Regions from separate parts of the Homo sapiens genome. Here regions 1, 2, 3, 4 and 5 are each linked to region 6. A link is a loop called in an ENCODE intact Hi-C map of the cell type or tissue named here. Cell type or tissue: chondrocyte. All regions are shown on one strand. Region 1 overlaps BACH2 (BACH transcriptional regulator 2). Region 2 overlaps BACH2 (BACH transcriptional regulator 2). Region 3 has its middle 110 kb from the start of MAP3K7. Region 4 overlaps BACH2 (BACH transcriptional regulator 2). Region 5 has its middle 56 kb from the start of MIR4464. Region 6 overlaps BACH2 (BACH transcriptional regulator 2).

Region 1 (5,000 bases), 230 kb after region 6:
GTTGTTTAATGGGTATAGATTTTCAGATTTCCAAGATGAAAAGGTTCTGGAGATTTGTTTTACAATAGTGTGAATATATTTAACACTACCAAACTGTGTACATTTCTAGGTCACATGAAATATTTGTGAAAAGAGTATGATTGTCTTAGCATACAGGGCCTTCTTTCTTGCTCCATCTTGGAGAACTGGAGGGACATGCTCTGTGCCAGCACAGCCATCTGTGATCAGGGGCCATGAGAGGTCAAGAGAAGGTCCTTCCACTGCTCAATGCACAGCATGACACCTTGGTTCGATTGTTCACCTCAAATTTGTGTCTAGAGTTCGACCTAGATTTGGTAATTAAATCAAGGTTGCAGACCTGAGGGAACTACCCAAAAAATTTTAACCCAGAGTCAGGTGCTAACCATTGTCACAGAAAACAGATGGCTAAACAGGAGCTCTAGACAGGGGACCTCCAGGAGTTAGGCAGTCCCATCATTGCATGAACTTCTTTTTTGCCTTTGCCTCCAGTTGCTCATAAGAAACGATTTTCTTTCCTAATTTTTGCCCAGTCTTGATAAATAATAGATATGTATTGGATATCGACCATGAGTAAATGCCAGTACTTGCAGCCATCTTTTAGAGTATGTTCTTCACCCTCCTCTCCTTATTTCATTGTCTTGCGTCCTCCAACTCTTCTACTTGTAGTCAGATCTTCTGCTTTCTTTTCCATTTGTTAGCAAAGATTCTGAGATTACCCGGTTCTGTCCTAAAACCTGTCTAAGGAGCTATTAAGGAGGAAAGGCTTTGAGCTATTTTCTCCTGCCATTTTAGGGTGTATAGAATGGCAGGGTGTGTACAATATTTATAACTTTTTTGATGGCTCAGTTATTATGTCAAGCCCAAGAAAATACAAGATGGGGCAGGCTGCTGTCCATTCAAACAAAACTGTGGGTCTGTGTGACTGACTACCCTTGCTCACCTGATAGGCCTAAGTAGAAAAAGCTTATTTTTCAGTGAGGGAAACTCATGCCTGGAAAAATGCTGTATAAATGTGATGAAATTCAGACTGCTGTGGTCAACATTTATTTAATTTCAAGCTTCTGCAACAGTACAGATGGATTTGTGTTGAATAGGAATGATGGTCTTTGAAAACTTACATAAGAAATTATTGACTTGATTTTTTTAAAATACTGCCTTCTATTTCATCCTATCAATGCTCCCTGTGTTTCCTGCAAATTGTTCATGATCTCAGCAAACTGGTTGGACTAGGCCAGCATTCCAAACTGAAGTAGATCGAAGTAGGTGTCATTCATAGACTTATAGGAGACTTGGAGAAGTTCAAGAGAGCTCTCTTTGTTTTGCTAGTGGTATCCAGAGTAAATGAAAATACTATCAACCTTGTCTTTCTTCCTGGTCAACTTTATGCTGAGGGAATACTAAGAACCATAACACGTGTTGGGCTGTTGTGCTATAAGGGGAGAAGCATCAAGGATTGGAGGTTAAAAAATAAGGCATGTTAGAGTCCAGGCCCCATCCAATTTGGAATTTTTTTTTTATAATAATGGCATAGGTACCTCTTCAGCCTCTGCTTGAACACATGCAACAATGGGGAGCTCACCACCACTGAAGAGAGCTCCTTCCTCCATTTTATACAACCGTGACTACTAGCAAGTTCTTCCTTATTTGTGGCAGAAATCTATCTTCCTTAAAATTTCACTCATGATCCCGTTTACACCCTCTGGCATGAAAGAGAACAAATCTAATCTCATCTTTACATGGTAGCCTGTTAGCTCTCTGAAGGCAACTCTTATAGGGTGCCCATGAGTCTGCCTTTCTCAGTGTTTAATGTACTTCTGCCATTCCACATGCCACCTGGGGCATGGACTCAGTGATCAGTGTGATCCCTCACACACAGCCAGGACTAAGTTCGACAGCCTCCATCTGATTTGAGTGGTAAAGAGCAGAGCAGAGGCGTGACTCGCTTTCTGCATCACACATCTTTCAGTGTAGTTCAGGATCATCAGGGTAAGTTTCCTGTCACCTGTGTCACCATACTGACCCAACTCCTTAAGCCAGGACTCTCCCATCCTCTTCTTACAAAGTTGATTTTTTTAATCCTGATACAGGATTTGACATCTATTTTTGTTAAATCTTTCTGCATTTAACACATAATATCAGCCTGGGTCATCATTTGGGATCCTGATTCTATCTCCTGGAGTAGCTCACCAGTTGCCACTCACATCTTTTCTAAGACAGAGAGACAAGTTAAGTGTGACAGAGTAGGCGACGGAAGGCTGGGTCACATCACCAGACACTTCTCTTTGAGCTGCAGTTAACATTGATCCATCAAGCAGCTACTCATTGCTCAATTTTACTGTCTCCAGACCTCATTTTTTCGTATCATTCAAAGAGTGACCTAAAGATGTCAGCTGACATACTGAAATCCTGGGATGCTATTTCTGCTGCATTCTCTGAGCTGTAATCCCATCAAAACCAGAAATGAAGTTATTTTGGCATGACTTGTTCCTAATGAAGCTTGAATCATCTGCCACTTTCCTGTCTAGGTTCTGAGTGGGTGATGGTTTGTTTGCCAAGCTCAGAAAGATCAAGTATACAATTCAGATGGAGGTGGTGTTGAAAGACTTTGTTTTACTCACCAAGAGCATCAGAACATTCAGAGAGCGGGTGGAAAGGTTTTTTAAGTGCCACCTAAACATTCAAATTTAGTGACAGGGAAAATGTCAGAGAAAAGAATGCTCCATTATGTGTATTCATTATAAAAATTAAAAGAAAACTTTAAAAAAATCATTCACTACAATTCTTGGGAGAATGGCTGAAAAGATTGGGATATTATTAAAAACCAGAAATGGAAGCTGGATATTAGGGAAAAAACAAAAACTTTGAATCCCTGAAGCCCACAGTGCTGCAAATCTCTATTACAGAGAAAGCAAGTTGAACAAAAACGCAGTAGGAGGCAGCCTCTTTCAGGCAAGGCCAGCGATCCAGGGCCAGCGTCCCTAGGAGAAATATGCCCACAAGGATTCTGGACAATGGAATGAGCTTGTAAACCCCACAGGAAAAAAAAAAAAAAAACTCAGACTTTAACACACATACCGAAAAAAGCCATCCTTACAGAGCTCCCCCATCCATGGCCCAGGCACTAACAGCCCATCCCCTCCACAGGCAGGGGGCTGAGTTCAGTTCGCCGCCGCCACTATCAGTCTCCCCAGCTTTGTCTTTCCATTCTCTGGTCTCTGCCTTTCTCAGATGCAAGGCTTAAGAAAGCCTTACAAGTCCGGCTATAACAGGGCCAGGGAGCACGTGGGCAGCAGCCCACACCCGCATCCCTCCAGCCCCACACTGTCTTCCCACAGCTGTACTTTGGTTTCTCAAGCTTCTTTCCAGCATCAGAAATGACTGAGTCCTGAAAAATGCCACTGTGGAGTGATTGTTGGCTCCCTTCCTCCTAGCCCTGGTGTCTGCCTGCTCGTCCACAACCATTGGCAGCTGTTGGAAGGGGCTTTCAGTTGCCTTGCTTCTCACTGAACTGCTTTAACACCAGTTTCCTAAGAGCTCAGCTACACAGAAAAGGTGAGAGAAAAATGGCAGAAGAGTTACAGAAATCCCCTTTGTTTGAGTATTCCGATTTTCCCCCCATTTTGCAGGGAAACAGCCTCTGACAAAAGCTGCAGAGCCCCTGCCCAGCTGAGGCCCTCTGGAGCTAACCAGTTCAGATGATCTCATGTGTCTGCCCCAGGGGCAGCCCTGTGTCACTCTCAGGGACATGACCCAGGAGTGCCGGATGGACGGATGTCTGTGCATTGTTAATGTGAGAATCTTAGTGTCCCGCCCCCACTGGACTGCTGCCACCTCCCCACAGCATCTGGAGTTGTGAACTAGACAGAGAGGAGATGGCCTGTCACCACAGAGGCTGGAAGCTGCCGCCAGGGCCCCCTGAGGCCACCCACAAAACCCAGACTCCCACCAGCCCCGCCAGCAGATGAGAATCCCAGGTGGCCACCTCAGTTGTTTACTTCCCTGCAAAGGATTGAGAACCACAGTAGATGCTTGGAAACTTCTGTGCTCTCCTAAACATTAATCCGTTAATTCTCACTAGCCCCAGGAAAGATAGCAGTGCTGCCACTGCTGTTGTTGACTGATGATTAATGCTTCGTGTCTCCAACACTTTGCTACCTGTTAGTACTTCACCCCTGCAAGCACCCACCGCCCACCACACGGAAGTAACTCACAGTCCTATCCCTGGAAAATAGGAAAGGCACGGCCAAATGTCTCCTGCCCGAGGACTCAGCCAGGATAATTGTTTGGGTTCCCAGTGTTTCCCAGAATAGGAATATGTACAGCATAACCTAAAAGTGAAATGACTTCAGGTGGTATATGGAGAATTTTTTTCAAAATAATTGTGTTTATCTTAATATGTATTGCAGAAAGTATGATTCGTGTGTTAAACTTGAGATTTTGCAGATATTGCTTAGGACAAGTTTCTTTTTAAACTATATTTAAAGAAGAAAATGAGTTGCAATTAGAGAAAATATTACAATTCTAACAGTGGGTCCTAAGTACCTGTAGTTTGGGAAACAAACCATAATTCAGTACTTTTTCAGTCCACCAGCCCTGTCTGTTTTGTATAATCTCTACTCAAAGAAAACCACAGTGGCATCTTGTCAGGAGCACCTATTATCCTAAATTGTGTATAGAATATAGGAATAGGCTTTTAGGGTTCAGTACCTGTAGATGAACACACTTGTGTCTGCTTCTTTCACTCACCTATTCTTGGTTATCTGATATATTTTTTCCAAAATATCCTAGCTCTTCTGCTTGGATTCCCTAAGCATCTGTCCAGCCTCCTCACCTATTTCTGTAGCCCTCTTTATGGTGAGGGTAGAGAATGACATTCTAGCTTACTAGTGCTTTGTGTGGCATTACTTGTTTAGGACTAATTTAGATAATTTACAATAATCCTCTCGTTTCTCTGTGACCATATCTTCCCTCCTTTTCTC
Region 2 (5,000 bases), 81 kb after region 6:
GTCAGCTTGAGTGTCTTCAGGGAGCCAGTCACTGTGCATGCACACAGCCTGCAGGGGACCTTTCCCCACCTTCTCCCTCACTTTTCTTACTAAATTATGATCACGTGTTAGGTCTGTCTGGCTCTTCCAGCAAACAGCTCAAGGCACACCACTTTTTACATGGAACATTAAATATTATAAAACATAATCATGAGGAACATGGCAGAGGATGACTAGAAGACGTAGAGAAAGAAGAAAAGGGTGGAGAAAGGATAAAAAGAGAAAAATTCCAGATTTTAGCCATGGGCATATAGAATCACTGTAAACAGACTTTTTAAAAATCTGGTGATGGATTCATAAAGGCCTTTGATGCCTTTTTTTTTAGTGAAGTCACCCTGAGAGCAAACAAGGAAGTCAAGTAGGCATATCCTGTTTATTCTTCTTGCTAAAGTGCATGTGTACGGGAAGATGATGAGGCGGAAAGGACAATCCTTCAAAAAGATGAACCTGGCTCCCATTCTGATGTGTCCTACTTGAGGCCCGCAGGTTTAACTTCACCCCAGTCTCCTTCCCATTCCGCTTTCTTGTTACAAAACCATGTGGTACGTGAATTAATACATACATACAGACATTAAAGTGGGGTCTTGGTATTGAGTTTACTATGCCCCAGCTCATTGTGTTTGTTTCCATTCCTGATAGAGCTGTTGGGAGTTATTATTTAGTGGCAAGAAATCGGTAGAGCTGGAGAGGTGGGCCTGGAAGATGTCTTCTCAGTTTAATATGTTCTATCTCCTAGGATGTGTCCTTCGGTGGATTTAATGAATTCGCCTCAGTAATTCATATTGGCTTGTCATCTCCAAGCTATTATAGTGATTTTTTTCAATGATTTTTTTTTTAAGGAGAAGACTTACATGGATCCTTTTTCTACCCACTATTAGATTTGTCTGTATCCCCCTGCTGGTTTATTTTATTTTTTATTTATTTTTTTGAGATGGATCTCACTCTGTCACCCAGGCTGGAGTGCAATGGCACCATCTCAGCTGACTACAGCCTCTGCCTCCCACAGGCGATTCTTCTGCCTCAGCCTACCAAGTAGGTGAGACTACAGGCACACGCCACCACGCATGGCTAATTTTTGTATTTTTAGTAGAGACGGGGCTTCACCATGTTGGCCAGACTGGTCTCGAACTCCTGACCTTGGGTGATCCACCCGCCTCGACCTCCCAAAGTGCTGGGATTACAGGCGTGAGCCACCGTGCCCAGCCTCCCTGCTGGTTTAAATGGACTCTCACTGTCCAGTTCGTGTCCATGTTTCTCCCATTTGTATCTTTGATTAAATCTAGAATGAGCCTTTGGTTATGAGAAAACATATCAGAGAGGGAGAGAGAGAGAGACTGTGTGTGTGTGTGTGTGTGTGTGTGTGTGTGTGTGTTTTATGATTAGAATAGTCATGATCTCATAGAGTATTAGGGCTGGGAGAATCTGCGAAGTCATCGCTGTCACCACTTCTTATGTTTTATTGTTGCAAACCCAGAGTCCCAAAGAGGTGAAATCACTTGCTCTGATCACACAGAGTCAATCTAAGCCTAGTCCCACTCACTTCATCCAGCTGTCCCACACTGCCTGGCTTTGCAAGACAGCAGCCGAATCTTATTAGAAGTCTGGGCATCGAGTCCTCCTTCTTGGTTTAGAATTGTCTTGGAATAAATCATCCTGGTTGGGGAGAGCACCAGAGAATTATAGAATCCCACAGGCTTCTCAAAGATAATTCACTTTAAACTGTTCTCCGTAAAAGCCACATAAAAATGTCCAACAAATCATAGAAAAATGAGCTCATGGAGTTAACCACAAACTTGAATAAGAATGTGTTTGTCCAGAGCTAGAAGTATGTAGAAGATGTTTTCAAAAGTGTGGCAAGTAGTAAAAATTGGGAGAAGAAAGAGACTGGAGCCTGGTTTGGTTCTCATTGTTTTTCTGGGAAAGAACGGAGAAACTAGTTAGATCCAATTCTCCTTGCCCCACCCTAATTTTTGATGTTCTCAGAATTTGTTTCTTTGAAGTTCAAGCTAATAGATTTATGGCCTCTTTAAGCAGTTGAAAACCATCACATTACACTCAAATGCACATGTTTTTTCTCACTCCAGCAGAAACATCTGAAAGTTCTGTTTAGGTATTTGCAAAGAACTAGTATGCCTCTCAGATAGCATATACTTTAGGCAGAACTGCTCTTGTCTAACTTATTTCATGTGACATGCAGTGGAGGGATTGTTGAATGAAATGTTAGTGTGAGTATTCCTTAGGTGTTATTGTGTCTTGGGTTTAAAAATGGCAGATGGAGTCAAGACAAGCCTGTCCCTCTTTCTGTCTGTGTCAGGCTTTGCCGTCTGTTCTCTTCCTGGCTTCACTGGAACAGACATTTTTTTTTATGTATGTGCACAGTGCTAGTGTCACAGGATGACATGACATGCTACCAGGACTGCCTCACTGTCAGGATGGGTCCAGTGACTCTACAAGTTCCTTTTTGAAATGGGAATCTGGTCTAGATTTTTGCACATCTGTTAGCTTCTTCACATAAGTCCAAGTCTTTCTCACATGCTAATTTCCTTGTATCCTATTTCTTTGTAGGATTTAAAAAAAAAAAAAGAAAGAAAAGAAAAATAGCATGGTTTAGTGCTCATTATTGTAGGGCCTGGCTGTTATGTTCACATTTGGTGACCACTGCTTTTTGCTGCTCCTGTGGAATTAATTTTTGCCTTTTTTTCATCTTAATCTGTGCAATTTTATGATACACCAGCCCTGGTAATATTAAGTAGCATTTGTAGTTAATCTGTTCATTATTATTAGCTTTGCTTAATTTTGCCGGTGATATCCCCTCTCCTTCCTAACAGTTCACTATAGCCATTTTCTGCATCACATTTATAAGGAGAAGGTAAATAGTGGGCCAGGGGAGGGGTGTTTCTAGGGTGCCTTCTATGTGTAAGGCATTTTATATATTGAATCCTTATCAAAATAAACATATGAGGTAATAATTATCAGTCCCATTTTGCCAGTGTGGCAGCTGAGGCTGAGAAGAACTTAAATGATTTGTCAGAGATTCCGCAGCTACTGCTGCAGTTGGCAAGGATTTGAAATCAGATCTCTCTGACTCCAAAACCAGGCTCTTTCCATAATGTTACATTCACAAAGCAGCCACCAGTGTTAATAGTCCTATTTATCCATAATAGAACTGACCCTGAAGTTTATAAAAAGAAGAAGAAAGTCAATTATGTAGGTATCTCTGGAGATAAAGAAACTCAGCCGTAGCAGTGAGCAACAACAAAACAGCGCAGAGTCACAGCACAGGATTGTGCTCGTGGGACTGACTGATCACAGGAAGGAGAACCCTGGTGGCTAGGTGATGTCTGAGGAAGGGTAACTGGCCTTGGAGAAATTCAGGAAGCTTGGGTGAAGTGACAAAAGAGAAAGAAGGAAAGAGGCAGAGCAGTAGAAAACAAGAAGCAGCCAAGATAAGAAGTAGGGATGATGAGCTGGCCGTGGCAGAGTTGAGAAACAGCAGTGGAGGTGGCCACAGACCTGGCGGCAGTGGAAAGGGTCAGAGACGATGATAGAGGCTCAGTGTATCATCCACATTCCGCCAGCCATGAGACCTGAGTCAGCATATGATGTGTGCCCAGTGAATGTCTGGTGAGTGAGGAAATAAGTGGGAGGAGGGCTAATGCAAAGAGAATACAAGGCTCCTAGTAATCTTGATCATAGTAGGGTCTGCTCTTATTAGACGGAGTCTTGCTCTGTTGCCCAGGCTGGAGTGCAGTGGCATGATCACAGCTCACTGTAGCCTCAACCTCCTGGGCTCCAGCAGTCCTCCTACTCAGCTCTCGAGTATCTGAGACCACAGGCGTGTACCACCATGCCTGGCTAATTTTTTGTGTTTTGGGGTAGAGACAGGGTTTTGCCCTGTTGCCTAGGCTGGTCTCAAGCGATCCATCCACCTCAGCTTCCCAAAGTGCCGGGATTACAGGTGCGAGCTACTGTGCCCAGCCTAATGCTTTACTTTAAAGGTTGTTTGTGAACAGAATTCTGATCAATGTCAAGCATTCAGTAAAACTTAGGCGAGAAGTGTAGCCGAGGGTTACTGGTGCAGAAGCATCATAATCTAAAGTCTTGGTGCAGATTCTCAAAATGTGAGCGATAGATGGCAAGGTGTAGGTAACAAGGAGGGAACATGTTATGATGAAGCTAGAGATAAGGTTTTAGTTGGCTGTGTCAGGAGGGAGGACAATGGTAGCAACAAGTACAGAAAATGTTTGTAGGATGTGAAAACTACTTTGAAGAAGGAGGACAAGGCTGCCTCAGTTTCATTCTCCATTCGGAAGAAAATGGCTTTAGCATGCTGCCAGGGAGGTGATACTGTTGCACGGTCATCACTCCATTGGGGCAGGAGAAAAATTACTCAAGGAGGCAACTGAAAATTATTCCAGGAGTATAAATCTCAGGGCCACTGCTAAGGCTGGATCTGTTCATCCCATGTTTCCTGCCATCTGCTCTGCCTGTATCTGCCATGTAGATCTCAATAACTGTTAAAGACTCAAGGCCCCAGAGACAGGGAGGCATGACCCTCCTAAGTTGATGGGAAGGAATTGCCCCAGCCCTGTCAGACCCTCTCCCACAGAGGCTACCTGCCCTGACCAAAGCACATGCCAGTTATTTGCACAAGGCTTCAATTCAACCAGACCATACAGCTCTCCATTTAGACATAAATACCAGCTCCTCTAGCAAATACCCTGACTTTTGGTCAAGAAGACTGGGCACTGTGAAAAGCCTCACTCTGGAGGCTGCCATTCTGGAGATGGTCACCATTCAGATTATTCTATGCACTGCCTGTTTCTGCTGCATAATTATTACCATCCCAGTGAAACTTGCCCATAGGCCCCTGACCACCTGAACTATACATCCCATGATTCCAGCTCTACCAGGTGCTCCAGGCTACTCCTGCCTCACTAACCCCATCCGACCAGGAAGGA
Region 3 (5,000 bases), 260 kb before region 6:
CATAGTAAGCAATCAACACTTGGTAGCTGCTATTTACTATTATTGTTGTTGTGGTGGTTGTTGTTGATGATGATGAGGCTCAAGACATGCTACCGCAATACATAGCACCTCAGCATTTAAGAAAACAGAAGCAGGAAGGTCTCTTTGACCTTTTCCTGCCATTCTCCCCTGAAGCAGGCCATGAAAGAATTCTCTGACCTTCCTCTGAAGTAGGTCCGAAGGCCCTCATTCCATGAGTGAGGAAAAGATATTACCTTCCCTTCCTCACATTGTTGTTGTGGGATGCTATTTCTGCACATGCTTAACAACCAGTCAGCAGTATGCTAGGAACATTCTCAGGCATAATTGTATATAAAATATTTCTGAAAATCCAAAGTCTGAGTAAGTCCAGCGAGGTGGCCAAACAAACCAGCCAAAGCCGCATAACTTATTATGAAGGCACATTCACCCCATGGTGTTTTACATCACTTTTATTTAGGTATCAGGATGATGTTAACAGGTGGTCAGTCACTGCTTATCCCTACTTGTCCCTCCTTACTGAGTTCTGATAGTTTAAAAATTGTGTTTCTAGATGGAGGGAGCCTCCCTGCCGAAAGAGTCTCCGCCTGGAATTGAAAGACCCACTCTGCTCCTCACTGATGTGCTCTCAGTCTCCTCATCTGTAAAATGGAGACAATCAAATCACACCTGTGCTGCCCACCTCAGGATCATTGCTGCGAGGACCGAGCAAGATGACGCGTGTGAAAGAGGGGCAAAACTGCCAAGTCCTCCACACATAGAAGTCATGCGGACTCTGCAGACGTCTCGCCATTCTATTCTAATTTGGGAGCTAATTCTTTATTAAAATTTTATTTTTATACCCTCCGTGTTTCCTCTAAATGCCTCAGATCCTCTGAGGAACCAGCTGGCATTTACTTCCATGTGTACCTCCATGAAAGCTTACATGGAACTTAAATGAAAAATTACATGCATATATCATTCATATGTAGATATACGTATGTATACACACACATAATTTTTACATACACATAAAATTTCTTCTCTGTACTAAATTTAAAGGACTACTCGTTAAAGCGGGTGAGACATTTGTACAATCAGTTTAAAAGATTTTTATTTAAAAACGGAAATTGCCCAAAGCAGACAACAGGAAATCATTCCTCACTGCAACTCAGATGGAGGAAGCCATCTAATTCTTGGGAATTTAGACACTCCTGTAGTAACGTAGCACAAAAATGGGCCTGGCTCAATCTGCTCTTCACATTTTGGTAATTTAAAAGGACATAACGGCATTTTATTTCAATGGTAATTGCAAACTCATGCAGAAAATGTAAATGCACATTTCATGATTAGCTTGCAGCATAAACTATGGCTTCTATTAATGTATTCCAATTTGTAATTCTTTTCACAGTATGAGATTTGAAAGCTGTGATTAAAATTAATTAGGTTAAGTAAAGTTTATCCCCCCTGAGCACTGCTATTGGGAACAAGCAAGAGGAAAACGCGAGCTACATCTGGCTCTGCAGGAAGCTGTGTCTTCACAAGAAGTCGGCTGACTTCTTTTCTCCCCACAGAGGTTGCATGCTGCTTATTTGGCATATCTCAACCACCATGTATCTCCTCAAGGAGCTAATTGAACCATTAAACTATTCTTTGCTGGCTCACAAAACCACATAGGCTGTGACTACATCATCTTCAAATAAGGACAGTAGGTGGATCCATCAATTGTTTAAATACAGTAAATCTTGGAGGGAAAAACACATACACCTAGTAAACCTGAGGTAGTGGTGGTTACCCCAAATCCAGTACCATAATTGCTATAGAAGAGGTGCCAAATGAGGGAACAATCATAAAGACAGTAACTAACACCAGTACAGGCCTCTCTGCTTTACACATAACTGTCTCAAACATTACCTCACTGGATCGCCTTAGCAATCCTGACAAGTTCTTATTATATAGTCCCATTTTACAGATGAAGGTGCTGATGTTAAGTGAGGAGCCCAGAATCAAAGGGCACTGGAGAGTAGACCAAGGTCTTTGGAGTTCCTGTCCTATGCTCCTTTGCGCTCACACACCACACTGGAGAAGTTTAAAATTCCCTAACAGTAGGTTTACAGACTATTGACCCTTAGGATCTTGAACCTATCACTTCAACACAACACCCAAATTTTGTGTATCAAGACCTTGGCACATTTTGGGGTAGAGCTGGTGTAACTGTTGCTATGTCAAGGAGAAAAGCACCCACAGAGAACAGGCCCATGTAAGCGTTGTTTGATATTCTTGGGGCAGTTGATTCAAGGGAAAAACCCACATTCCGAAACCAAAGGGTCTCCATAGATAAAGACTACTTCCCTGAAATTCAGAAATTAAAAAGAAATGCAAAGAACGTGTGCTTAGAAGCCAGAGAACATGGGGCCAGGGAAGCAGCATGTTAGAAAGAGGAGAACAAGTGGCTCCACATTTCAACCTCCCAGCCATTTACTGAGAGGTACACTTGGGGAATTAACTTCCATTTTTTTTCCTAGAGAAAACAGAAGGTTTAAGCCACTTCCTCCAAGTTATATTGGGAGTTGTCACTCAAAGGAGCCTTCGAACTCCTAGGCTGGTGCTCTTCACTCTATTTTGACTCTCACAAACTTTTCAGTGCTTTGTGGGGGGAATGATGAAATTAAATTAGGAAATTAGCATGCCAAGTTTTCAATAAAATATTCATCTTACTAAATTTTCATGAGGAAGATGCTAGTGCTTAGTGATTGACTGCACAGCTCGGACTACGGGATCCAGGACCCTTCCCAAAGCGAGCCGTACTTTTTTAAACCACTAGATGGCAGTACAAGCACAGCCTTCCAAGGACCCCTTAACGTTGCCTGCTCACAGCAGTGACGGGAGAGTTTTCCTACCCAGGCAGGGTGAGTCACCGCACAGCTCCAGGGTGTGGTGTCACTGTCAGTGTGTTTGGTAATCTGGAGTTTTCTCTGTGCTCTCCAGCCTCACCAGAGGCTGTGTAGTTTTGCTGGGGAGATACCTACTATGGGATCTTGAATATAGTCAATGAGAGAAGAGCTTAACTGGACTCCCCACTGTTTAAATACCAAGTCATTTCCATCCTTATGAATAAGCAGGGCCACTCGGATCCAGAAGGCGACACTCCAGATCTCCTCAACTACAGAAGCAACTCCCCAGGCTGCAAACACTCCAATCCCTTCCGCGTTGTGACCACCTGTAGAGTACGAGCTGTTAAAACGAAACCAGAGACTCAGAGGTAGGGATTTACTGGCAGCAAATTTCTTCCAAAACATGATGTTTAGCACGCATCTCAAAGCATCTTTTAGGATCATCCAGCCTGCTTGCCTCTAGAAAGGAGCACCCTGCACCAATGTTATTAATATTAGTTAATGCACATTGAACACACAGTAAGTGCTACATTATATACTTTATGTAGATTACCTCATTTAATCTCACAATGGCTATGAGAGGTAGGTGTTACGAATGGCCCTATTTTCAAACAAGAAGGCTGAATATTAGAAAGGTGAAGTGACTTGCCCAAGCCCCAGAATTTGAAATCAGGGCTCTCTAATTGAAAGTTAGAATTTGACTCGTGATATTAGTGTTTAGCACATTGTTTAACAGGGCATAGCATCTCACTTCTCCCATCTCTGCCACAGAAGGTTGCACACCCATGTTCTGGTTCAGAATTCTTTGGTGAGGTCAAGCAAGATGGCAGGAGGGAGAGCCTGAGCTGACCCTCCCTACCAGCCTGGGACCTGAATGCAGTTCCTACAGGCCTGGTTCAGCGGAGGTTCAGCTCAACAGCCCCATCCCTAGGGCCAAGGAGGCTTAGCAATCATCAGTTTTGTTCCTGACAAACAGAAGGCTGAGATGGCCCAGATGAAGCGGGGGGAGGGGTGGCTCAGCAACACACCCAGTACATATGCAGCGATTCCTGTGTGCTTGCCTCATCTTAGTGAGTGTCCTAGTCCATTTCGGCTGCTATAACAAAATACCTGAGACTGGGTAATTTATAAAGAAAAGGAATTTATTTCTCCCAGTTCTGGAGGTTAGGAAGTCCAAGATCAAGGTGCTGGCAGGTTCAGTGTCTGATGAAGGCTCATTCCTTCCTCATAGATGAGGCCATCTAGGTGTTGTCACCTGGTGGAAGAGCAACAGAGGAGTCTAAGCTGGCTCCTTCCAACCCTCTTACAAGGCACTAAACCCTTCATGAGGGTGGAGCCCTCACTACTTAAACACTTCCCAAAGGCCCCACCTCTTAAGACAATGCAGTGCAGATTAAGTTTCAACACATGAATTTGGGGGACATTCAGACTATAGCATGAGTTTTATCAAATGTCAACCCCTGTTTCTTCTTTGTGTCTCTGGATTGAAACTTTACTTAGCTCTTAGATTCATTTTGAAGATAACATAGTGCAAGATCGATTATCTTAATTCCACTCATGGAAACACAACCTGGAATTATAAATCTTCCTCTAGGTTTATTTCCCAAATGCTTGTTCATGATGATTCTTTCACTGGTCTGCATCAAAATGAGCACAAAAGAACAATGTGGTAAGTTTTTCATAAAGCTACTTTGAGATTTACAAGATAATTTCTTGTTTTGAGATTCTGTCCTTCCTATTTCTTCATGACTAAAATGTTTCTCTTAGGGAGGAATGGAAGTTGATTTATATCTAATGATGTCCCCTGGCAAGATAAAAACTTGGCAAGCCAATGGCTCTCTCCTGTTTTCGTTTTCTTTTTCTTTTTTTAAGGCAGGGTGTCATTTCGTTGCCCAAGCTGGAATGCCCAGAGTCTTGTTTTGTTGCCCACGCAGTGTGATCACGGCTCACTGCAGCCACAACCTCCAGGCTCAATCAATCCTCCCACCTCAGCCTCCCAAGAAGCTGGGCCTACAGGTGTGTGCCACCACACCTGGCTAATTTTTTCTTTTTTGTAGAGATGGGGTCTCACTATGACTGGTCTCGAATTGTACTCAAGCAATTATTCCA
Region 4 (5,000 bases), 120 kb after region 6:
CATCATTGGTCATTAGGGAAATGCAAATCAAAATTATAGTGAGTTACCACTTTACCCCCACTAGGATGGTTAAAGTCTAAAAGACAGTAATAAGTGTTGGTGAGGATGTGGAGAAATTGGAACCCTTATACATTGCTGGTGGGATTGTCCTGCTACAGCCATTTTGGAAAACAGTTCCTCAAAATGTTAAATACAGAGTTACCATTTGTCCCAGTATATTAGTTAGGGTTCTGCAGAGAATAGAACCAATAGAGGGTGTGTGTGTGTGTGTGTGTGTCTGTGTGTGTGTGTGTGTGTGTGTGTCTGTGTGTGTGTGTGTAGAGAGAGAGAGGAAAGGGACAGATTTATTTTAAAGAATTGGCTTACATGATTGAGGAGACTAGCAAGTTCAAAATTTGCAGGGTAGGCCAGCAGGCTGTAGACCCAGAGAAGCATCGATGTTGCAGTTAGAGTCCAAAGGGAGTCTGCTGTCAGTATTCCTTCTTCCTGGGAGAGGTCAGCCTTTTTTCTTAAGGCCTTCAACTGATTGGATGAGGCCCACCTCATGAAGAGTAATCTGCTTTATTCAAAGACTACTGATGTAAATGTTAATCTCATCTAAAAAACACCTTTGTAACGACACCCAAACATGTTTGACCACAAGTCTTGGTATGGTGACTTAGCCAAATTAACACATAAAATTAACCATCCTACCTAGCGATTTCACTTCCAGGTATATATCCAAGTAAATTGAAAACATGTCCAAATATGTCTAACCATACAAAAATGTTCTTGGCAGCATTATTCATAATAGCTAAAATGTGGAAACAATCCAAATATCCATCAACTGATATAAATGGATAAACAGGATGTGGTAGATGAATATAATTGATTATTATGCAGCCATAAAAAGGGATGAAATATTGACATTTGCTACATCAAGTGTGAACCCTGAAAATATGGTAAAGTGAAAGAAGCTAGACACAAAAGGCCTCATAATAGATGATTCCATTTATACAAAATGTGTAGAATAGGAAAATCCACAGAGACAGAAAGTAGATTGGTGGTTGCCAAGGGTTGAAGGGGAAAGGAAATGAAGAGTAACTACTATGGGTGTAGGTTTTCTTTTTTGGATGATGGAAATGTTCTGATATTAGATAGTGGTGATGGTCGCACAACTCTGTGAATATACTAAAAAACATTGAATTGTATATTTTAAAGGTGTGAATTGTATGATATGCTGATTATATCTCAATAAACCTGTTAAAAAATGCCTAAGCCTCCAAACGTAAGTGGTCCTGGCCACCTAATAGAAAGCAGCAGGAGTTGCTTCTAAAATATAGAATGTATGCTGAATCCCATATGTGAAGAGTTAGAAGGGAATGAAATGATCATCACCATTTACTAGATACCTTCTGTGTTTCAGAAGCTGTGAACATATCAGCTCTCTTAGTCTTCCTTAAAAAACAAAAACAAAAAACATAGCCAGTTTTAAGGGCACACACCTGTAGTCCCAGCTACTCAGGAGGCTGAGGCCGGAGGATCGCTTGAGCCCAAGAGTTCGAGGATGCAGTGAGCTATGATCACGCCACTGTACTCCAGCCTGGGTGACAGAGCAAGACCCTGTCTAAAAAAAATAAAACAAAAGCATATGTTGGCTTTAATCTTCCTTGTTTGTTCACATCAGGAAACTGAGCCTTTGTTCAAATTGCTTGGCCAAAGTCAGCTATGTTGGGACTAGACCTGGGTCTCTCTGACTTTAGGCTTATTCCTAATTCACTGCCCCACACTTCTCCTGGAGGAGAAACCCTGTCCCGAACTGAACAGAGAGTGGCACGACCTGCCACTTAGAGAGGTGGGCAAAGTCTTCCCAAGAACAAAGGTATGAAGGCTGAAGTATGCTTTTGGAGAAAAAACAAAGGAATTAAGTGCAAACGGGAGGCCGTTGCTTTTATGATAAAGAAAAAAAAAACAGGTTTAATTTTTAAAACAAAAGTTCCACAAGGACCACAAGGAAAGTGACAGGAAGACAGAAGGGACCACAGGATCCAAGATTGCCAATTGAAAAGCAAAACCTAACACTGGGGTAGAGCCAGCATGTCATGGACCAGTAAGAGAAATGAACGTTCCCAGAGTAGCCAGCTGAATTGGGGAGAGGCCTAGCCGTGTTGACAGTCAGTTGGACCAGAAGCCACGTAGGGGTGTTCCGGAAGCTGAAACAAGTCGTTTCTCATCCAGAGACAAAAGTGGCCCCAGAAGAAGTTACCCTGGATGCTCCATGGATCAGGATCCAGTACAGGGGCTTGTAGACAAAGAGAAGTACTGGAGTTCTTTTACAAGAGATTTTAACCTGAGGTTTATGGATTCTTAGGGGGCCTACATCGTCTTCAAAGGGTCCTTGAGCTCTTGCTATCATGTGGAAATGTTTTGTGTCTATGCGTCTGGTTCTGGGGAGAGAGTCTTCAGGTTTTTAAAGAATCTATGTCAGGAAGAAGATATTTAAAAGTTATTTAAATGTTTCTCTTAAAGCGCTAGGCTAATTTTCTGGCTGTGTGATAGATTGTGTTAAATGGTCTGGCACTCCTAATTTTTGGAATAAAAATGAATTCTTAGTGAATGATCTCACAGCCTGCAGTGCTGTCTGATTCTGTCCTGGCATTTGATAGAACTTGTTAGGGGATTAGGTAAGACAGGATGTTGGTACATTTGAGGTCATTAAACCAAGAAGGGAAGGGTGGGGGTTGCGGGGGGGGCAAAGAAATCTTGCTAAATATATTGTGGAGCTGAACTAAATGCTGAATAGCTAAGGGACATTCTTTGTGTTCTGTGCCAAGACTTTAAAACCCTGTTTAGAAACAGACTAGAATGATGGAGACAGCTCCATCTAGATGCAGTGCATTGGTAAATGCCTGTCTTTCCAAGAAATACTATTTTACTTGTCCTTTTATGGAGGAGGCGTGGAAGGCTGTGATGTACTGGGTTGTATAACATTTTTGTAAGCGGATACAGCTAGTATAGAACCTAGAGAAACAATAAAAGCCGCCTTTTCACATGGTGTCTCACAGTTCCCGTTTCATTACTAGGAAAATAATGAATATGTCACAGAGAAGCTAATTCGTATGAAAGGTTTTTGTCAGCTGAAATGCATGCCCAAAAGTTTATTTTCTACCTGTCTTTTCTTTCTACTTCTTTTTTGTTTCCTTCACTCTTGTTTTGGATGTATAGTTTTAGAAAATACTCACTTTAAAAATGTATTGGATGGATAGTGGTGAAGGCTGTACAACGAAACAAATGTACTTGGTGCCACTGAACCGTATACTTAAAAATGATTAAAGTGGTAAATTGTACGTTTTGGATATTTTACCATAATTTTTAAAAAGTATATCGGCTAATACAGAAGGAAAACCCACTTACCCTTTGAGGCAAGAATTCCAAGTATCTTTATGTGGTAAATGCCACACCCTTTCCCACACGTGGTATGAATATGTAAGTCGTAGGGCAAAGTGTGTATGGGGTAGAAGTGCTCATTTAAGCATTGCATGGTCCCCACTCTGCCACTCACTGGCTATGGGACCTGGGACCCTATATCCCAAAGCAGATGTTAAGCCCTCCACAAATGCTGCCTTCTTCCTCCTCGGTCCATTACTCACATGTTGGTTTTTCAACAGTACAGTGAGACAGTGGGACTCAGTGATCTCCAAGGTCCCTTTCAGCTCTGCTGATCCATAGTTTAAACTCACTATTTTTAAAAAAAATCTATAGAACACTATGAAAATTCTCGTGGACAGATGTAGTCCACGGGCTTCCCATGTGGACACACAGCAGCTTTTGCTGCTTCTGACTTTCTCTCTCCTCTGTTCCACATTCTTTCTCTTCCCCAGCCTGCCAAGAGTCATCCATGAGCTTGGACCTGGGAAGAGAGGGCAGACAGGAGAAAGAAGTGAGGTGGCTCAGGACAGAAGGCTGGGAAAGAGCCTGGTGCTGGATGTCAGGCTGGACTAGGGATGCATGCAACAAGCCAGGAGTCAGCCCTGACAGTGCCACATGGTTATGGGTGTGATGGAACCCAAGGCCGTGGCCCCAGATTATCTGAAGGGTATGTGACCACAGGAGAAGTAAGCACGATTGATTTTTATACGAGGTGGATGGTGGTGGGAATGTAGAGATTAGATCCAGGGAGAGAAGCTGAGCTCATCGTGTGAGGAAGAGCCTCTGTTGGGGAAGAAGAGGCTATGTCAGGAGGTGCAGCAGGAGAAGAGGGCCAAGGGCCAAGTGCAGGTGTATGCTCAGTCTCCAGGCAGGGTTCAAGCTGAGAGCAGATGAACTCTGGCCTAGGACTCGAGGGCTGGCAAAGGCAGATCCCCAGGGCAATGTCTCTCCTCTGGTTCCTCTATGTGTACCTGTCACTGTACTCTGCAAACACTGATCTTCATTCATGTATTGGTGTAGCCATTCATTCAAGTTTGTGCCAGGCACTATTCCAAGTGTCAGGTATCAATGGTTAGCAAGAGAAGCTAGGTCCCTGCTGCTGTGGGTCTTACATGGACCAAGAGAGAAGATAGGTAATTATACAGTAAATAAACATGTGGATTTTGGTTATCCCTTGATGGAAACAAGCAGGGCAATGCCTAGCTGTTTGGGAGAGGACAGAGCACATTAAGGACAGTGTCTCTGCAAGTGACATATTTGAACTAGACCTAGTGAAGGAGAAGTAACCAGCATGGCTAAGGGTTGTGGGAGGGAATTCTAGGCAGAGAGAGAAGCAGGTGGCAAGGCCAGGCAAGGGCTTTGCATAGTCAAGGGACAGAAACGACACTGAAATATATAACAAGTAAGAAATTATGCTTCATGAACTATAACCATTTTAGCACTAAAACTCTTCATACAAATAGTTAAATTGCTGTGGGACCTGCAGCCTTGTCAGTTTACTTTCATGTTTTACTGGTGGCACATGGGAAAGTGGTCATGTTTCCTTCGCAGAAGAAGGATGTAGTCTCCCCACATTGTAGAGGAAGGCAGTG
Region 5 (5,000 bases), 150 kb before region 6:
TAAAAAGACCTTAAAGTGACAAATGATTATAACTAACAATAAAAGGATAAACATGATGTTAATGAATGAGTTTGCTCAAAATTCATCTTCTTGTAAGAAACATTAGCACAATATTGGTTTATAGCTATAGTAAACTTTAGAACCCAGGCCCTAGCAAAAGAAGTCCCCAAAAAGAGAGATCAGAATCTTACCTTTAGTGCTTAAACTCACTTGCTCCAGTGATCTCACACAGTGAATGTCCCAAGAATGCTGACTCTCCCTTACTAAGCCTCTAATCCAACCAGGAGAAAGGCAATAACTTCATACATGGATGTGCAAAGCTCATGGATGGATAGAAATGAGTCCCTATTAAAGGAATGAGTTCTTACATCAGCTGATCAATTATACCTTCAAGGCCAATATGCTCTTCTTTTGTAGCTGGAGTCAGAGATAAAGAGCTTCAGTCCACAAGGCTGACACCTCCCTAGTACCCAGAACTAACCCAGAACTCCATTTCCTGTGGAGCCATCCTTTCTGCTCATCTTATTCTTTGACTTCAGTGACTCAAGTGAACCTTTATTGCCTAGGTTCATTCTGATTCACACGAGGAACTTTTAAATGTTGTAAACAGCACAGATAGAGATATGTACACTGCACTCACAGGGGTGTGGGTATACATAGCTGTGCTCAACCACGTGCATGCTCCCTTTACAAGGATTGATGTCAAAAAGAAAAACAAGCTCTTTGAGCAACCTCAAAAGCTAAACTGAGTCTTAAAATTTTAGATACCAAATTTACCTTCTAGTCCAACAATTTTGTTAAAATTTCATGTTTTGCACTGTTAATGATGGCATGCTTGTGTGGCATTTGCATTCATAAATGCAAATGTATTTACATGGCATTATACCCAGATGATTAATAAATTGTTTGGTTAACTACTTTGTTTTAGGCTAGTGAGTCTCTATTATTTTTAAATAGTTACTCCTTCTAATATGAAATATATTCAAACTTTTTTAAAACTGAAATTTTCTTCTGGACTTAAAAAAGAGACTAACATTGATTAGCACAAAATTTCAAATGGATCCACTAGTTTTGTAATAAATTAGCTCTGGCTGATATGGAGAAGGCGATGGGTTGAATTCTGTCCCCCTCCTGTCCATTCTTATGTTGGAGTCCTAACTGCCAGGACCTCAGAAATGTGACCTTATTTGGAAATAGGAGCATTGCAGGTACAATTAGTTAACATGAGGCCATACTGGAGCAGAGTGGGCCCCTCATCCAATGTGACTGGTTTCTTCTAAAAGGAGGAAATTTGGAGACAGAGACACACAGGGAGAACGCCATGTGGAGGTGAAGATAAAGAACACAACGGTGCTTCTACAAGCCAAGGAATGCCAAGGACCTCCAGCAAACCACCAAGAAGCTCAGGGGGAGGCACAGAACGAATTCTTTCTCACAGACCTCAGAAGGAACCAACGCTGCTGACGCCTGGATCTCAGACTTCCAGCCTCCAGAACTGCCAGGGAATACATTTCTGTTGTTTAAGCCATTCAGTTTGTAGTATTTTGTTATGGCAGCCCCCAGGAAACTAATACAATAACTAAATTTGGAAACTTTCTCTTGGCTTTTTTTTTTTAATTATCAAGAACAAGTGCCTCTAACAATTTGTATAAGTCTGACTTGTTCATCCTACTAACTACAAACATGCACACATATGACCACGTCCAAACACAGAGATAAGTATCTGGACTCAGTCTCACTGAGCGTAGTTGCTGGGAATGCCCTGGAGAGCATGCTGTAATAGTGGGCGTCAACAAGGATGGTGTTTTCTTACTCTCAGTCTTGAATTAGTAAAAGACGAAGAAAAAAAGCACACTTGCGTATTCGCTGGTGTAGGCCCAGTCATGATTCTTTTAAAGACGCTGCCAATAGATTTTAGTCATTCTCTGGCCAAGGTTTCTCTTCAACCGCAAACACTACATAGTTGCTGAATGAGTCACCACCTTGAGTCATCTAATTCCTTGACCAGTACATGCCTGCTGCTGACAGCACACAGTGTCTCTGGTTGTGTATTTTGTTTTGCTCCCGTCTCTGGATCTTCTTTAATACTTTCTCAAGGGCAGGGTTAAAGATTCACTGTGAATCCTTAGAGGATGAATCTCACTTACTTAGTGGCATGTGCACTGGCTGGTCATCAAGAACCAAGACATTAAGTTTTATTAAGCTTTCTCATACCTGGATCTCAACCTTATGTGGTCTTATTACTGAAAAAAAAAAAACAGTAAATGTAAGCTGAAAATATTTTTCCCCCTTCAAACTGTAAACCTATGCTCAAAAATTCAGGGGAAAACAAAAGGAAAGAAGAATGATGTTCCCAGGAAGGATGCCAGTGGAGCACAGCCCACTAAAACAAATAAACCTCAGAGCTTATTTTTGCATGACTTTTAAAAAGTGTGGCTTAAAGATATTTTCTCTATCAACATAACCACAAGATTCTTTGTTCTTGAATAGGAAAATATTTTATTCTTCAAGGTTGGTAGACTGAAGCATTTTGAATATTTGTAACTTTCTTTGTAATTTCTATCACTTACCTAATTTTTATTTTTCCATGAATGGGTACTTATATTATGGAAATAGAAATTAGAAAAATGGAAAAAAAAGTTCTTTTAATTCATTTCAACTATGCTGCCCTAGCTCCTAACTTTACCAAATACAGGGAGGAGAAAGATACATCTTAAGTTTCTACCTTAAATGGATAGGCTTCCATAAGCTGAAGAATGACTGTTCAAAGGTATTATTCATAACATATATTTGCATGGCAATACACAATTCTCACAAAACCCAATTCATCCTAAAAACGACCCCAAGAACCATATTGAGGAAACAGAAGTCCTCAGGTTATATGGAAGGTGGTGGGGCCAAGGACTCTTGGCTCAGTGCTCTTTGTTCTCCAGCCTGCTAAGGCAAATTGCCCTGGACAGGAGGCACAGCCATCTGCCACGGAGAATACTATAGTTAACTCTCCATCAGACTCCTCTCTGCCTAAGGACAGCAAAGCAAGCCACAAAACGTCTCTGTGCTTCTGTTTCCTCATCTGCAAAATCAGAATAATGTCACCAACCCTAAAAAGATAAGGTGAGAGTAAAATTAAACAAGGCCAGTGAAAGAAAGTTAATAAACCATAACGTGTTGTACACATTTTATACAAATCCCTTCTTAGAAGTTATGTCACAACAGAACACAAATAGCCAAAGCAATCTGAAGAAAAAAAAAAAAGTGAGAGGCATCACACTTCCTGATTTCAAATTATGTTAAAAAGCTATAGTAATCAAAACATGTGGACACATAAACCAATGGAACGGAAGCCTAACCATATATAGTGAGAACAATTTTCAACAAGGCCACCAAAAGGTTGCAATGGGGAAATGTTGGTCTTTTCCATAAATGGTGCTGGGAAAACTGGATCTTCACATGCCAAAGAATGCAACTGGATCCTTATCTTACACCATATGCAAAAAAATCAATTCAAAATTAAAGACCTAAACATAAGCCCTGATACCATAAAACTCCTAGAAGAAAGTGTAGGAGGAAAGCTCCTTGAGATTGGCCTTGGCAATGAGTTTTGGATATCATAACAAAAGCTCAGGCAACAAAAGCAACAATGAACAACTGAGACTACATCAGACTAAAAAGCTTCTGCACAGTGAACAATTGGCAAAATGAAAAGACAGCCTACAGATTTAGGAGAAAATATTTGCCAACCATACATCTGATAAGGCATTGATAATTAAAATATAGAGGGAACTCACATGACTCAATAGCAAAAAAAAAAAAAAAACCAAATTTAAAAATGGGCAAAGGAGCTGAATATATATGAATATATATGCATATATGTATGCATACATATATACGTATATATGAATATATACGTATATATGTATGCATACATATATGTATATATAGAGAGGTATAGATATATATATAGAGGTGTATATATATATATATACTTTATACATATACGATATATATATTATATATCTCTCTCACAATTTCTTCTTTAAGAAGAAGGTATATATATATACACCTCTCTCTATATATATGTACATATAGAGAACATATATGAATATATATAGAGAGAGAGGTATAGATACACATATATATAGAGAGAGGTGTATATATAGAGAGAGGTATGTATAGGTATAAGTGGAACTTATACATATATAAAAACACAATTTCTTCTTTATCCATTCATATATATATATGAGAGAGGGAGAGAGAGAGAGTGCCTATTGAAGGAATGAGTTCTTATATCGGCTGGTTGTGTGTGTGTATATATATATATGTTGTATATATATATGTGTATATATATGTGTGTGTATATATATAGTGTGTGTGTGTATATATCTATATCTATATATATATATATATATATATAGAGAGAGAGAGAGAGAGAGAGAGAGAGAGGGAGAGAGAATGGAATATTATTCAGCCCTGAAATGTAGGATATTCTACCATTTGTGACAACATGGATGAACCTGGAGGACATTATGCTAAGTGAAGTAAGCCAAACACAAAGAGAAAAATACTACATGATCTCACTTACATGTGGAATCTAAAAAAAAGTGAAATACGTATAAACAGAGTGAATAGGGGTCACTGGGTGCATAGAGGGGCGAAGGAGGAATTGGGGAAATGTGGACCAAAATGTAGGCCAAAGGGTGCAAAGTTGTTGTTACATAGGATGAATAAGTCTAGAGATCTAATATGCGGCATGAGAACTATAATTAGTAATATTGCATTGAATATGAAAAATGTGCTAAAAGTTTAGATTTTAGATGCTCTTACCATTAAAAAGGTAACAATGTCAGGTGAAAGATATGTAAATTAGCTTGACTGTAGATATGATTTTACTATGTATATGTATTTCAAAATATCATGTTATATTCCTTAAATGTATACAATGTAAAAGAAGCTCTATTACAGAATGAAGAACGGCACTCATTTGGTGTTTGACCTTAGGC
Region 6 (5,000 bases):
ATTGCTAATTTTTCTTTCTTTTTATTAACTATGCTGTTATTGTTTTTCTTGGCAGTCAAGCTAATGCAATTTAAAGTTTGTATTATGGTTTTGAGACCTCAAACAGCATTTAATAGACGCCATCATCTGTGGACAATTTTCCTAAGGCTTCTGAAATTAAAAATTTCCTTTTCTGTCACTCTCTAAAAACCTACATGCAGCAGAATTTTAATGTCCCTTATTGATAGAAATAGCTAACACAACACCTATTTCAGATCATGGAAATGAGGACTGACAAGGGCTGTGGGTTTAAGAAGTTTACATAGGTAGTGGCCTTCCTGGCACCCTTGTTAGCCTGAATAAACAGTCCTCCCCTGACAAATCCTCTGTAGCTCTGCCACATTGATAAAATCTGACATTCTGGTTAGTCACTTTTTAATGATATTCTTTCTTTTGTTCTTGATATGTTAGAAACCAGCCCTTATTTTTTTCAGTGTGTGGGAAAGAATTAACTTTAATTTCCTAATTCGGTAAAATGGGCTGCTAATGCAGACCTTATTCTTAGGGGGACAGGAAGAAAAGTGACCTAATTTCTATATATCAAATACATCTTCCTTCATACATTTAAAAATGTATAGAGTTATAAAGGACCTTAAATCCTGTAGCGGAGAAACTCTGGGGTAAATACTTTGGAAACATTGTGAAAAAATTCTATAAATTCTGATAGTAGGTTCCATTTCATTGCTGTGTACTATTAAAAAGTGCAGATGTAAATAAGCATAAGTTTTGCAGGTTGTCAATTTGTTACAAGCGGCTGCATGTTCTTATTCTTCTGAAGTGTCATCTCTTTCAATGTGGGCTGTTTAGGCGGAAAAAAAAAAACTCAGAAAAATACACACTTGGGATCAAACCCTTAGTGCAGAAAAAAGAATCAAAACCTGTAGTTAAGTTGGTTATTTGCAGTGGTGGTATGTCATCCTGTGTGAGACTGACGTCAGGCAGATTGAATGCAGAGGCAAACTTCGGGAGCGTGTGTGTGTGTGTGTGTGTGTGTGTGTGTATGTGTTTTAAAGCCCCACTCCCAGAATATGAAGTGAGTATGAAGGGCACCACAGCAACCCCTGGATCTCTCAAGAATGTACCTGTTTTTAACATGCTGGATCAAGTGTCAGCACTCAGTAGATGAGGAAGGGGTAGAGCCCGACTTGTACAGATTCCGCGGATGGTAAATGGCCCTCTGGCGTGTTTACAATACAGCTGTGCATTCTTAATGGCTCTGCCGCTGCCATGTCAGGTAAAGTTTTCTTTGTACGTGATGAATGGCAGAGAATTCTTTAGCAGAAGGAACCAAAGGAGCTGGGAGGAGGAAAGGGGAAGAGAAGAGCGGAAAAGAGAGAGAAAAAGAAACACACAGCTCCAGAGGGACATAGCCTGTGCTTTGCAGTTGCTTGTGTGGATAGAAACCAGATGGTAAGCTGGAACACCCGCTTGGCTATCTGAGGAGCCAAACATATGGTTAATGGTCGGGAGAAATAGCTTTCAGAGCCAGGGCTTTGCTGACTGCCTCATATTACAGATTGTTACAGTGTGTCATTACATTGCCAACCTAAGTGCTTAATACCCACTGCAGGCGCTGGGCATACACTTACAAGAAAGACTTTTAGCTCTTTGCTGGCTCTAAACAGAGAAGTGACATCATAGGGAGGCTGAAAATGTCTGGTGTTGGAGGTGGGGAGAAGGATAATTTTGTAGTGGAAACAACAATTTTTTTTCTTTTTTTTACAAGCCTTCACTCCACTGAAGTCTACTGTTTTCTGAGAACCTTTTAATACTAGACTGGTTCTCTCACTCTCTCAATCTCTCTTGCGTGCACTCTCACTCTCTGTGTCACACACACACACACACACACACACACACACACACACGGAAAGGAAACCGAAATTCACAGCCCAGGCCATGTCCCCCAACTCCAGTGGATTTGACAGGCCTCGTTCACCTGGAAGCCACATCACTGACTCAGAGGCCCTGCATTTGAAGTTTCTGTTTGGGGAGCTTTGGGCAACAGCAGGCCTGTGTTATCTAAGGAACTGCTGAGCCCATTCATCTGCTTTTCACGGCCCGTTTCCTTTTATTTTTAGCCAAATCCGTCAGGCCTGACAGGCGGGTAATTCGAGCCAGAGAAAGGGCAGAGCTCCAGGTCCTTTCCACAAAGCAATTCTTCTCCTCCCTCCTGGGAGGGCTCCAGACTTGGCCTGCTTCAGGCAGATGGATTTGTTGAGTCATGTGAGATCATTTACACAAAAACACAGTGAGGCAGTGGAAATTAAAAAAAAAAAAAAGAAAGAAAAGAAAAAGAGGAGGGTGGGGGAAGAGGAAAGAGGGGAAGCCAGGGGAATGTGCGCTGCCCTGCTGCTGAGGAGCATAGGAATTTTGCAGTGAGGCAGCTAGACTGAGGAATGCCTAGAGTCATTTGTGTATAAGGTAATGTCTAGTTTACAGAGTGGGGCGGGCCAGGCGAGGACGGCGCCTCCAGCAGCTTGCCTCTGTTTAAAAGAAGAAGGTGTTGGGAAACTTTAAAAAAATTTTTAGAGCAACACCCACCAAACAAAGACCACACTGTTGACAGCGTTGGGTTCCAGTAGCGGTAAACTACCAAGGGGCTGGTTTACAGAAAATGAGTTTGCTCTGTGATGTCATACAAGTTTGCTTTGTCCTGACGCCAACATGACACTGAGGCAGCAGAGGAGGGAGAACAGGAAAATTGGAACCGTACTCTTAGTTAATGGTTTCCAGAGATTATTTAGCAGGACTTGAACAGAGGGAGGAAAATATTGTGAAGGATTGCTGCGAGGTGTACCATAATTGCGGTAGGTAAAACAAAGTCATTACTATGGTTTTCTTGCTCAAGAAGGATTGAGCAATGACTTCAAAATGCCAAGTAAGGTATTATTTTTCCCTACCACAGTATTTATTTTCCTTTAGCTTCTGGGGCATTAAAAAAAAAGACCAACTCTCACATCATGGCAAACAGTATTAATGTTAGTGAATCAATTTTGTTTACTGTTTATACCACAAGCCTTTAAAACATTCCATTAAAAAATTGTCTCCCGCTCATTCATGAAATTCTTTTTTTCCTTCAAATTTGCTTACATGCATTAGCTTTGTTTGGATAGGGACTTTTTCCCTTTTTGGCTGGAGTAAAAGAATGCATAAAAGAATAGTGAGTAGATTATCTAAATGTACATTCTTACAACAAATGTAATGAAAATATGCCGCGTGGATGAGAGGGAATATTTGAAAACAGAAAGAAAAACAGAAATGGGGAGCATTTCAAAATAGTCACCCTGATTATCTTTGTTATGATGCATTTCTTCAATTCTGCATTTATTTAGAACCCTATTGTGCAGCTATTTCTTTTAGCCACCCTAGATAGAATGTAGGTCAACATCAACATTGTTCCTCATATTTTGTTGGTATTTTAAAAGTTGAAACATTTTGCAGTTTTTTCCAGAGCTAGATATTCTTAGGTTATTTAGACGGTTTTAGTGACCATAGAACTTCACGTATAAACTCCTTCTGTTAATAGCTACCACTGAATTTTGATAGTAGACACTCAGATCACACCTTGACCTGGAGTAAACAAGGCACTGATGATATTGATGATAACATAGTCCAACACTGAAGCTGTTCCACTTCTTCCAGGCAACTCTGATGGTCTTACTCTGTGTAAGTTACAGCTTTTACTTCGCTCAAGGAGAGAACTGGTAAATTTTTATGGTTGTTAATTGTTTACATTTTGGGGACCCCAAGTTGCATGGTGCCACATTATTATAATGTGATTATGAGTTGGCATGATTTTAAGTCTACCCATATCCTTGAATGTTCCCTCCCCGTCAGGATTTCCCAATCTCAGCACTATTGACATTTTGGACCAGTAATACTTTATTATGGGGTGTGTCCTGTACGTGGTAGGATCTTCAGTAGCATCATTGGTCTCACCCACTAGATGCCAGTAGCACCCTCCCCCGGGTCATGACAACCAAAAATGTCTACAGCATTGCCAGATGTCCCCTGGGAGACAAAACCACTCTGGTTCAGAACTTCTGCTCCACATTTCTTACTCTGGTTTAGAAGCTCACGCTTTACGTCATGAGCTGGCTGCTCAGTTACTTCTAAGATTGAATTAAAGGATATGAAATAATGTTTTAAGTTGGAATTCCAAGTTAAGTAAAGTTTTTGAAGGTGCAGGCAAGAGTACTTTTGAGTATGGTTATGCAGAACAACCTCTCTCTTGGAATTGCGACCTTAGCAGGTGGATCCCCTCAGGACTCCCTTACAGTGAGTTTCCCAGTGCTGTTTAAGAGGAAATGACCCCACCGTCTGAGCCGAGGGAAGTCGACATTAGCAGAAAGGGAACTTCCCCTCAGTCACCTGAGCAGACAGCCTAGGCCCCAGGCTCGCTGCCTGTATATCCAGCCCCAGAAAGAGGGCAAGGCAGCAGCCACAGTTCTTTCTTGGGAGCACAGCTGACCTCCTCCCCATTCCAGCGGCTGTGGTCTCAGAAGCTGAAACTCTCGTTAATAAGGAATGTGGAGCTTTCCACAGCTAAGGCAAGCATAAATTTCCTCTGTTTGTTTTGTGAGGACTAGTGTCAACTGCTGTAATGAGATCAGAGAGGACCCCAGGGTCAGCTGCTGGAACTGCTTTCTGTGGCTGTTCTCTTGGCTGCTTGCTGTCGGAGAACGCAGTGACTCCCTGCAGACCTCCCTGATGTGTTAAGGTGGTTGTGCCCTTGTTGCATTTCTTGCTGTCTTTGCTTCTCTCATTCTACTAAAACATCAGTGTGCAGTCATCCAGTTCTAAATTATGGAAAAGTTAATGGAAGGCAGATTCCTTTCCACAGAACTGAGGGCAGACTTGGGTGTGGAAAATGCAGCCTTGGGAAGGAAGGTGACCTGTTTCCTTGGGGTAACTGCCTGGACCTGCTGCTTCTGGCTAAGGGTAGGTTTCTCAAGGCCTGG

Evidence for each region. Peaks named below come from ENCODE experiments on the same cell type or tissue, not always from the same donor. Only the 100,000 strongest peaks of a DNase experiment are listed, where the experiment ranks them.
Region 1: a loop joins it to region 6, with 3.0 times the contacts of the local background. A loop is called at or near these places in 25 of 110 quality-filtered maps.
Region 2: it touches region 6 in a loop (3-fold over the local background); 3 of 110 quality-filtered maps call a loop at or near these places.
Region 3: it touches region 6 in a loop (6-fold over the local background); 21 of 110 quality-filtered maps call a loop at or near these places.
Region 4: it touches region 6 in a loop (6-fold over the local background); 28 of 110 quality-filtered maps call a loop at or near these places.
Region 5: it touches region 6 in a loop (4-fold over the local background); 16 of 110 quality-filtered maps call a loop at or near these places.

What each region holds. Positions count from the first base shown.
Region 1 is chr6:89,984,295-89,989,294 of GRCh38, reverse strand. All of the region lies in intron 6 of BACH2 (BACH transcriptional regulator 2), which reads left to right. Among named protein-coding and RNA genes, the nearest start is that of GJA10, 92 kb to the right of the region's middle. In chondrocyte, a CTCF peak has its summit at 3,069; no DNase peak of the experiment used is centred here.
Region 2 is chr6:90,134,465-90,139,464 of GRCh38, reverse strand. The region is part of intron 4 of BACH2 (BACH transcriptional regulator 2); the gene reads left to right. Among named protein-coding and RNA genes, the nearest start is that of BACH2, 160 kb to the left of the region's middle. In chondrocyte, no CTCF peak of the experiment used is centred here; no DNase peak of the experiment used is centred here.
Region 3 is chr6:90,477,333-90,482,332 of GRCh38, reverse strand. No RefSeq gene overlaps it. Among named protein-coding and RNA genes, the nearest start is that of MAP3K7, 110 kb to the left of the region's middle. RefSeq lists a silencer at 2,736-2,845. In chondrocyte, CTCF peaks have their summits at 2,617 and 2,818 (motif pointing right); a DNase peak (open chromatin) is centred at 2,892.
Region 4 is chr6:90,096,006-90,101,005 of GRCh38, reverse strand. All of the region lies in intron 4 of BACH2 (BACH transcriptional regulator 2), which reads left to right. Among named protein-coding and RNA genes, the nearest start is that of BACH2, 200 kb to the left of the region's middle. In chondrocyte, a CTCF peak has its summit at 2,853; no DNase peak of the experiment used is centred here.
Region 5 is chr6:90,366,156-90,371,155 of GRCh38, reverse strand. No RefSeq gene overlaps it. Among named protein-coding and RNA genes, the nearest start is that of MIR4464, 56 kb to the right of the region's middle. RefSeq lists an enhancer at 1,090-2,289. In chondrocyte, no CTCF peak of the experiment used is centred here; no DNase peak of the experiment used is centred here.
Region 6 is chr6:90,215,825-90,220,824 of GRCh38, reverse strand. All of the region lies in intron 3 of BACH2 (BACH transcriptional regulator 2), which reads left to right. Among named protein-coding and RNA genes, the nearest start is that of BACH2, 79 kb to the left of the region's middle. RefSeq lists an enhancer at 2,458-3,116. In chondrocyte, no CTCF peak of the experiment used is centred here; DNase peaks (open chromatin) are centred at 2,194 and 2,314.